Linked DNA regions of Homo sapiens: all the other regions are linked to region 3. A link is a contact called in ENCODE Hi-C or POLR2A ChIA-PET data. All regions are on one chromosome and are shown on one strand. The core of a region is the stretch at or near the end of the contact, and the rest is flanking DNA. Distances in the headings are between cores, read along the strand shown.

What was found. A loop is a pair of places that touch in the nucleus more often than their neighbours do. ChIA-PET counts read pairs that join two places held with the same protein, here RNA polymerase II (POLR2A). Pooled maps may share reads with other maps.
Region 1: a map of CD8-positive, alpha-beta T cell shows a loop between it and region 3 (7-fold over the local background). The contact joins the promoter of UNG here to the promoter of GIT2 in region 3. A Hi-C loop is called at or near these places in 3 of 168 maps with a recorded cell type or tissue (CD8-positive, alpha-beta T cell and naive thymus-derived CD4-positive, alpha-beta T cell) and 7 of 50 pooled maps. POLR2A ChIA-PET finds 5 or more read pairs at or near these places in 1 of 52 experiments (Caco-2).
Region 2: a loop to region 3 is called in a map with no recorded cell type, with 2.8 times the contacts of the local background. The contact joins the enhancer-like site here to the promoter of GIT2 in region 3. A Hi-C loop is called at or near these places in 7 of 37 single-sample maps with no recorded cell type and 4 of 50 pooled maps. POLR2A ChIA-PET finds 5 or more read pairs at or near these places in 1 of 52 experiments (OCI-LY7).

The regions. Positions count from the first base shown.
Region 1 is chr12:109,095,874-109,098,935 of GRCh38, forward strand. It overlaps UNG (uracil DNA glycosylase), which reads left to right and starts at 1,724. Exons shown (of 7, transcript NM_080911.3): 1 at 1,724-1,938; 2 at 2,559-2,765. The coding sequence starts at 1,807. RefSeq lists a silencer at 1,903-2,292.
Region 2 is chr12:110,667,886-110,670,777 of GRCh38, forward strand. The region is part of intron 3 of HVCN1 (hydrogen voltage gated channel 1); the gene reads right to left. It overlaps LOC124903017 (a long non-coding RNA gene), which reads left to right. Exons shown (of 2, transcript XR_007063460.1): 2 at 2,236-2,892. Among named protein-coding and RNA genes, the nearest start is that of HVCN1, 20 kb to the right of the region's middle. RefSeq lists enhancers at 1,137-1,236, 2,287-2,426. Within about 2 kb of position 1,351, at least 5 of the 41 ENCODE cell types and tissues checked have a DNase peak (open chromatin) inside an H3K27ac peak, as active enhancers do; they include OCI-LY7, where a contact is called at or near this core.
Region 3 is chr12:109,994,908-109,997,954 of GRCh38, forward strand. It overlaps GIT2 (GIT ArfGAP 2), which reads right to left and starts at 1,461. Exons shown (of 20, transcript NM_057169.5): 1 at 1,266-1,461. The coding sequence starts at 1,317. RefSeq lists enhancers at 732-781, 1,472-1,631 and a silencer at 1,112-1,201.

The DNA of each region.
Region 1 (3,062 bases), core at 474-2,973, 900 kb before region 3:
GCTGGGAGCTGGACTCAGTAGTGGGGGCTTCCATCAGAGAGGAGGCAGCACTGAGACCTGGGTAGGAAGCTGGGGTTTATTCTAAGCCTTTTTGAAAACCAAAGAAGGGTTTTAACCTAAGGATTGTCTTTTTTTTCTTTTTCTTTTTTTTGTTTGTAGACAGGGTCTTGCTCTGTCACCCAGGCTGGAGTGCAGTGGCACAATCTCAGCTCACTGCAACCTCCGCCTCCCGGGTTCAAGTGATTCTCCTGCCTCAGCCTCCTGAGTAGCTGGGATTGCAAATGCATGCCACCACGCCTGGCTAATTTTTGTATTTTTAGTAGAGACGGGGTTTCACCATGTTTGCCAGGCTGGTCTCGAACTCCTGTGCTCAAGCGATACGCCCCTCCTTGGCCTCCCAAAGTGTTGGGATTACAGGCGTGAGCCACCGAGCTGGGCCAGGCCCCAGGTATTGTCATGATGTAAAAATCTCTCTCTAGAAAAGAGAACACCAGCTTCCCAGCTGGTCTTCTGTAGCTAGGAGATGCAAGAGCAGCAGTTGAATTTGAGGTTTGCTTTGGAGAAAGAACCAAAAGCAGATATGGATGGTTTGGATGTGAGGGAGGGAAAGAGAATCCTAAGTGTATTAGTAGTGGTGGGAGGAGGTTCGGTACAGTGGTGTCATTTGGAAGACAAATCGTTGGTGTTTAACCTCTATGACCCGAAAGTCTCCCACAAGCCTGATACATTAGGCAAAATGTTTGACTGCACTAAGCCTTAGTTTATCGTCATAAAATAGGCCATGAAAATTGCGTGAGAAAATGTATATAACAGTTCAACAAATAATATTGGCTGGGTGTGGTGGCTCATGCCTGTAATCCCAGCACTTTGGGAGGCCAAGGTGGGCAGATCGCCTGAGGTCAGGAGTTCGAGACCAGACTGGCCAACATGGTGAGATCCCCCATCTCTACTAAAAAAATACAAAACACACTTGGGCAAACATGGTGAAACCCCATTTCTACTAAAAATAGAAAAATTAGCCAGGCGTGGTGGCGCGCGCCTATAATCCTAGCTGAGGCACGAGAATCGCTTGAATCCGGGAGGCGGAGGTTGCAGTGGGCTGAGATCACACCACTGCATTCCAGCCTGGGCGACAGAGCAAGACTCTGTCTCAAAAACAAAATACACACACAAAATATAATAGTATTTGTTTGTTTGTTTGTTTTTGAGATGCCTCGGATTACAGTGCGGGGATTACAGACGTGAGCCATCAAGCCCGGACAATATTATTATATTGTTCATTGCACTCCCACAACACCCCTAAGGGGCAGGAACTTTTCTTCCCAGCCCCCTCCCCCCGACCCCACCGAGAGACAGGGTCTCGCTCTGTCGCCCAGGCCTGGAGTGCATTGGCGCGATCAAAGCTCACTACAGCTCAGACCCTCTGGCCTCAAGCGATCCTCCAGCCTGGGCCTCCCAAAGCGCTAGGATTACAGGCGTGGGCCACCGCGCCTGACCAGTCTTCTCTTCTTGCAGCTGAGCCTTAAGAGCCTGTCCAAAGAGCAGAGGTGGGCTGAAGGCACAAAGCGAATGAAAGAATAGGCCCCCGGGCACCGTTGCACGCCCCACCTCCTCCCAGGGGCGTTGCACTCCAGCCCCTCCCGCACATGCGCACTGGGCCTTCCACCGCCCCCCGCCCCCAGCAAAGCCCCCCGCTCGGAGCATGCGCGGGCCGCTTGGCGCCAATTGCTGACCGCCACAGCCACAGCCAGGGCTAGCCTCGCCGGTTCCCGGGTGGCGCGCGTTCGCTGCCTCCTCAGCTCCAGGATGATCGGCCAGAAGACGCTCTACTCCTTTTTCTCCCCCAGCCCCGCCAGGAAGCGACACGCCCCCAGCCCCGAGCCGGCCGTCCAGGGGACCGGCGTGGCTGGGGTGCCTGAGGAAAGCGGAGATGCGGCGGTGAGGCGCGGCTTGGGCCGGGGCTAGGGGGTGAAGGGGGAGGAAGGCGGTGGGCCCCGCCTGACGGAGGGCGTGCAGGATCGCGCCTCTGACTCGGTAAACCCGGGCTCCGCTTTCCAAATAGCCTCCACGTGTTCAAAATAGCCGCCGCTGTCCCCCATGGGCCGCCATGCTAAAGGGCCAGCCAATGGGAACGCGTCTCGGGGCCCATGGCGCCAATCCGCGCGCCGCAGGCCCTCCTGGCTCGGTGCGCTGTCCAATCAGAGGGGAGAGGGGGCGGGACCCAGAGGGAGGTTTTTTGCCGCGAAAAGACCACGTGGGGACGCGGTGGGGCGGGTCTGGCGGGGGCGGGGCACCTCTGTGCAGGGTTCCCAGTCACCGCGACGCTCCTCGGGAAGCCATAGGGCGCCTCCCAGCCCGTCTCCCCGCTCCAGTTTAGAACCTAATTCCCAATTCCCGGACCGGGCCCAGCCCTGGGCTCTTACTGTCCGCTTTTGCTGGGACCTGTTCCACAAATGGGCGTCTTCTGCCTTGGGCCGTGGGGGTTGGGCCGGAAGCTGCGGACGCCTGGGAAGGGGCCGCTGCAGCTCTTGAGCCGCCTCTGCGGGGACCACTTGCAGGCCATCCCAGCCAAGAAGGCCCCGGCTGGGCAGGAGGAGCCTGGGACGCCGCCCTCCTCGCCGCTGAGTGCCGAGCAGTTGGACCGGATCCAGAGGAACAAGGCCGCGGCCCTGCTCAGACTCGCGGCCCGCAACGTGCCCGTGGGCTTTGGAGAGAGCTGGAAGAAGCACCTCAGCGGGGAGTTCGGGAAACCGTATTTTATCAAGGTAAATATGGAAATGCACCTTCCATAAGGGTAAATGTGGAGGCTGCCGGCCCTTTTGTCTTGTTAGTGTAGCCGGCCAAGTTCATGTTTCCGTAGGCTTAGGTTGTACCCCCTTCAACCTCCTTTACTCACAAAGGGGGTAAAAGAAAGCCATGATGTTTCACTCTGCAGCTTTATATTGGTTAAAGTTGTTAACGACCCGCGAGATGATATCATGGATTCATTTAAGTCACATAGTCTATTGTCCAGGAAAGGCTGGCGTAGTAAAATCACCAACCATCCTGAATGAAACCTGGCT
Region 2 (2,892 bases), core at 101-2,600, 670 kb after region 3:
CAACTTTTAGTAATTTGGGATGAAAATATCTAGGGCACTCAGCAGAGCAGAAAACATTTCTGGTTTTCAGTCAAAAGTCTGTCATGCCAGAAGCAGAAAAGCTCCAGAAAAGGGCAAAGATAGGGTTGATCAAGAGAATGTGGTGGGCCTCAGCAGCTTCACCATGCACTCCAGACTCCTAGCATTCATGGACAGACTGATCCTGCCACCACGCCCGGCTAATTTTTGTAATTTTAGTAGTGTGGCGTACAGAGCACCTGCCTCGGTGCCTGGCTCAGAGCAGCCCCCAGCTCTGGAAGTGCCAGCTATGATCATCCCTTAACAACAAAAACTCACCTGGGCATGGTGACTCACATCTGCAATCCCAGCACTTTGGGAGGCCAAGATGGGCAGATCACTTCAGGTCAAGAGTTTGAGACCAGCCTGACCAACATGGCGAAACCCCATCTCTATTAAAAACAAACAAAAAAATAGCCAGGCGTGGTGGTGGGCACTTGTAATCCCAGCTACTTGGGAGGCTGAGGCATGAAAATTGCTTGAACCTAGGAGGCAGAGGTTGCAGTGAGCCAAGATCATGCCACTGCACTCCAGCCTGGGTGACAGAGTGAGACTGTCTCAAGAAAACAAAACAAAAAACCCCAAAACTCTTCTCCTCCAGCTTCATCACCATCCTTGGATATTTCATTTCTCTGCCCACTGCCTGCCTCTGCATCCCTCAGGCTGTTAAGTTACATGAGCTGATACAGCCGCTTTGTGGCTTAAGTGACACTGAGCTGTGTTTCTGTCACTTATAACCCCAAAAGTCTACAGGTGGAGTTGCTGATGCGGGACACCCCCACAGCTCCATCTCCCATGCAAGAATCCTTGCTGTCCCCACTGTACCCTGATGCTCCTCTGCGGTCACCTTTCCATATCAAAACCTGTGACCGTGGCTCCAACCTGCCTGACGGTCCCACACTCTTTGACGCTGTTGAATCTGCTGTGCTTGGCAATCTCGCCCCCTGCTTCTCCTGCTATCTCTGGCCACCCTCCTCAGCTTCCTGTACCATGTCCCTGCCCCATACCAGGAGTCCTGGAGACCTCAGCCTTGACCCTGTCCTTGGGCCGGTGACTCTCTCTTTGGGGGCCTTAGCACAGCTGTGTTCTCGGTGCCGTTCACGTTCAAATCAAAGACTCCAGTCTGATGTTCAAGATCCTGCTGGGTCATTGGTTTGCTGTGACCCAACTGACCTGATTTCTTACCTTTCTCTCCCAGTCCACTCCTCCTTCCACATCCCCTAGGGCACGCTGTCACTTACCTGGCTGCCCAGGCCAAGAACAGAAAATCGTCCTTGGCTCCTCCTTCTCCCTCACACCCCATCGGTTTCACTTCCTGAACCTGGCTGGCACTCCATCGTCCCCTCTCCCTCACCAGAACCTGCCCTGACCCTCCCTCCACCTGCCTGCAGCCAGGGTCCTCCTTCTCCAATGCCAACCTGACTGTGTCCCTGCTGTGCAGCGACCTCCATGCCCACAACTGCCTTCAGGATCGAGTCCCAGCTCTCTTGGCTTCCCCAGGCCCTGGTCTCCCTGCCAGCCTTATTCCTTCCTAGCACCCTGCCTCTGCCAGCCTCCAGCCACATGGAACTTGCAGTTCTAGAGCGGACCACGCTCTCTTGCTTCCAGGACTCCGCATGGCCTGTCCCCATCCCATCTATCTTCCAGGTCTTACACCTAGATTTTACCTTCCCTGGGAGGCCTTCTTTAATTCTCCCTCACCCCAGTTGGGGTGTACGTCACACTGTCTTAACAACCACTGAGACACTGTCCCCACCACATTGGGCTGTGAACGCTGGGAGGGCAGAGACTCTTCCTCAGTCACAGGGAGAGGCTCAAGAAGTGGTTAAGAGGCCGGGCGCGGTGGCTCAAGCCTGTAATCCTAGCACTTTGGGAGGCCGAGACGGGCAGATCACCTGATGTCAGGAGCTCGAGACCAGCCTGACCAACAGGGTGAAACCCCATCTCTACTAAAAATACAAAAATTAGCCAGGCATGGTGGCACATGCCTGTAATCCCAGCTACCTGGGAGGCTGAGGCTGCAGTGAGCCAAGATTGCGCCCCTGCACTCCAGCCTGGGTGACAGAGCGAGACTCCATCTCAAAAAAAAGAAAAAAGAAATGGTTAATAAATGAATGGATTAACAAAATCTTAGGCACTACTCCTTCAAGGTAAACATATTGCTGACCTCTTTTACAGGTATTAGACCAGAAAAACTACCATCTGGGAGAGAAGGGGAAAGTGAAAAAGACAGACCTAGAAGCGAAGGAGAGAAAAGCATTTTGTGGATGCCTATTTTTACAGGCTCAGAAGCCGCCATCTGTGGGAGGGGGAAAGTCCCTAGTTCATTGTTATCTGACAATCGGAGAAAAAGGTACTTTTTAAGAAAGTCAGCCAACTCCCAACTCCCATGGCCTGATGTCCCTTCAGTTTGCATTTCCCTGTTCCCTCCCAGAGCTATTTTGGGGGACTTGATTTGCATATTAACCACCCTCACCCCAAAACTCTAAGACACAATGGCAGCAACGTGTATTACTATGGTTGCTTATTTTATCACACCTCATATCATCTCAGCATGCTGCTAACTTCCTTCCATGCACTATTTCATTTCAATTCCTAACAACCCTGAGGTTGAGGCCATCCTTTAGGGTCCTGGTGAGGGGGGGCCTTGTCCAAGGTCACACACTGTGGGGAACTGGAAAAGCAGGATCTGCCCCTGGGCTCCATGACTTGGAGACTATGTTCTAGAAAACACAGCTGACAGAAAGCCAGGCAGCCAGTGACCGGAGAGCCACCTGCTCAGAGGGTGGAGTAGGTGGAATTGTGCACACCCCCCTAACAATTCCTGTCCCCCTG
Region 3 (3,047 bases), core at 211-2,710:
CTCCATACCCCCTCCCTATCTTCAAAGGAAACTGGTAACACCTGCACTGTACGGGCCATAAAACAACCACATGAGGTTTGAGTTATCACAGTTCTATTTACAATTGGTCTCCACTTCCAAATGACAAGCTTAAGATCAGAACAGTTGCAAAGCCAGTGGTGTTCAATGATTTAATTAAGATTGTTTATCGGACACTATTGTGCCAAGAAAGCCATGTTACCTTCGAATTAACTCAAAGCCAATACATCCAAGCACCTAAAACAGCATGTAATAATCTATCCAGAGACCTGACAATTCAGTTGCAATTGCTAAGACACACTTGATCTCTAAATGTGAATATTATGTATGAACAGTTATGCATCATTATGAAGGAATGGCTTTAGCGTTTCAATGCCCCTATATTGCTGGTGATTTTGCGTTTGTTTCCGTTGTAATCAACGTATGATTTAGATAGTCAAATATAGCTTTAAGGGACTACAAGAGTTCTACTGTAGACAGCATAATGCAAAAAAGAAAAGCCTTAGATGATATGATTCTACGAGTATTCATTGAATCTTCCTCACCACTAAGCGTGATACTCCCGATTATCCTCATTGAAAAAAATGAGGAAATCAAGCAAGTGACCAAGTGAAGTCACCAGCCCAAGGTCAGCCAGAAGCAAAATCTAGTTTGAACCCAGGCCGTTCAGATCCTCAAACTTGAGACAAGCACTGCCTCCTAAGTGCTGGTTGTGTTTGGAAGACCCCGATCTCCTGGCAATTCTCCCGGGCAGAGTAGCTGTCGGATGTCAGCAGCGGGGAAGTCATCTACGGGGACCCTCTGGCGAGTCTCAGGGAGTGTCATCCTCCCCGGGCAGGACACCCAGGCGGAGAAAGGGTCTAGTGGGAGGTGACACCTGCAGCCTCTGGAGGCTGCAGCCGGGAGGACGCTCACATTTTACTTCTGTAATTGGCTTTCCTGTGGATTGCCCAAGCCCCTTCCTGTTGGGGGAGCAGCCCTGGCCCCCGTCACCTCCCCAGTTGGCCTAGGACGGAGGGAACGGGAGGGAACGAGAGGGAAGGGAGGGCCGCGAGGGACGGGGAGGGCGGCGGCCCCCTGCCCGCCCGGCTCTGACAGGCCCGGGACGGTTCCCACCCCAAGGCCGCCCAGGGACCTCTTCGTTGCGACCCTAGCCGCGGGATGCAGCCTGACCTGAGGGGGCGGCCCCGGGGTAGGGGTCCGGGCCAGGAAAGCAGAGGGGAGCGGGCCCGGCCGGTGCGACTCACCCGGCCCGCTGCAGTCAGCGCACACCTCGCTGCTCCGGAGCCGTTTCGACATGGCTCCCACCTCCCACCTGCGGGGAACTAGAGGCCGGGGGACAGCAAAGGCGGCGGTGGCGGCGGCGCTTCCGCTCTAACGGGTCCCAGCTGCGGCGGCGCTGACGGCGGCGCCTCTCCCCTCAGCGCCTTGCAGCCTTGGCACAGCACGCACGCGCGGGGAGGTGCCCTTCGGCGAGTGTCAGGTCATGTGACCGGAAAGGGCACTCTGCCTTGTCGCCATCTTGAGTGAGGGCAGGAGACTGCCCGAGTATCATCTGTCCTACCTTTAAATATTGAATTTGGGTCTTCTTCTCTGGCAGAGATTCCCCTCGTCCCAACTGATTAATACCAGGGGAAGTAGCAATATCTTGTGATGAGAACCCTGCAGCCACAACCTTCCTGAGGCAATCAATGGTCAAGTTCATTCATTCATTCCTTGATTCAACAAATGTTTATCAAGCACTTACCATGCTTTATATACTGTCCCAGCCACTGGAGAAACAGCAGTGAGCAAAGACTGAATTTCTAGTCCTTATGAAGCTTGCATTTTACTGGGGTAAAGTAAAATAAGAATATATTATATGATTCCAGGCTGGGCGTGGTGGCTCACTCTTGTAATCTCAACTCTTTGGAAGGCTGAGGCAGGAGGATCACTTGAGGCAGGAGTTCGAGACCAGCCTGGGCAACATGGTGAAACCCCATCTCTACTAAAAATACAAAAATTGGCCGGGCGCGGTGGCTCACGCCTGTAATCCCAGCACTTTGGGAGGCCGAGGCGGGTGGATCACGAGGTCAGGAGTTCAAGACCAGCCTGGCCAACATGGTGAAACCCCGTCTCTACTAAAAATACAAAAATTAGCCGGGCACAGTGGCAGGAGCCTGTAATCTCAGTTACTTGGGAGGCTGAGGCAGGAGCTTGAACCCAGGGGGTGGAGGTTGCAGTGAGCTGAGATCACGCCATTGCACTCCAGCATGGGCGACAGAGTGAGACTCCGTCTCAAAAAAAAAAAAAAAAAAAAAAAAATTAGCCGGGCGTGGTGGCGCATGCCTGTAATCCTAGATACTCAGGAGGCTGAGGCATGAGAATCGCTTGAGCCTGGGAGGTGGACGTTGCAGTGAGCAGAGATCGCGTCACTGCACTCCAGCCTGGGGGACAGAGCGAGACTGTCTCAAAAACAACTTCAACAACAACAACAAAAATAACAAAAAAGAATATATTAGATGATTCCTTAGGCTTCAGTTTTAATCTCATGTTCAAAATTAAGATAATGCATTGTTTACTTCTAGTCCACGATTTGTTTTTGTATGGCTTGCTACTTAAGAATGATTTTTACATTTTTAAAGGGTTGCGAGATGAAAATGAAGAAGAGAGAGAGGGAAATAAAGAAAAAGAGGAAGAAGAATATGCGACAAAACTTGTATGTGACCAGCAAAGTTAAACATTCATTTTGGCTAAGGACAGATGGAATAAATTATGGGAAAAATGTGATACACCTGCTGGATAGTAACCCCTCAGTAAATAGTAGCTCCCATAATTATGGATATTGCTATTATTTTCTAATTACTGTTTTTCTTCATATGCGTGGAATTTGAGAATAACAATAGCTAACATGGGATAATTTACAAAATGGTGTGAGATAAACACAATGAAATGAGGTAAATCAGTGTGAAGGAGAAAGGAGATGTGACCCTAATACCAATGACTACTTATTGTCTGTCTTACATATAAACACAGCTATGATCTCCATT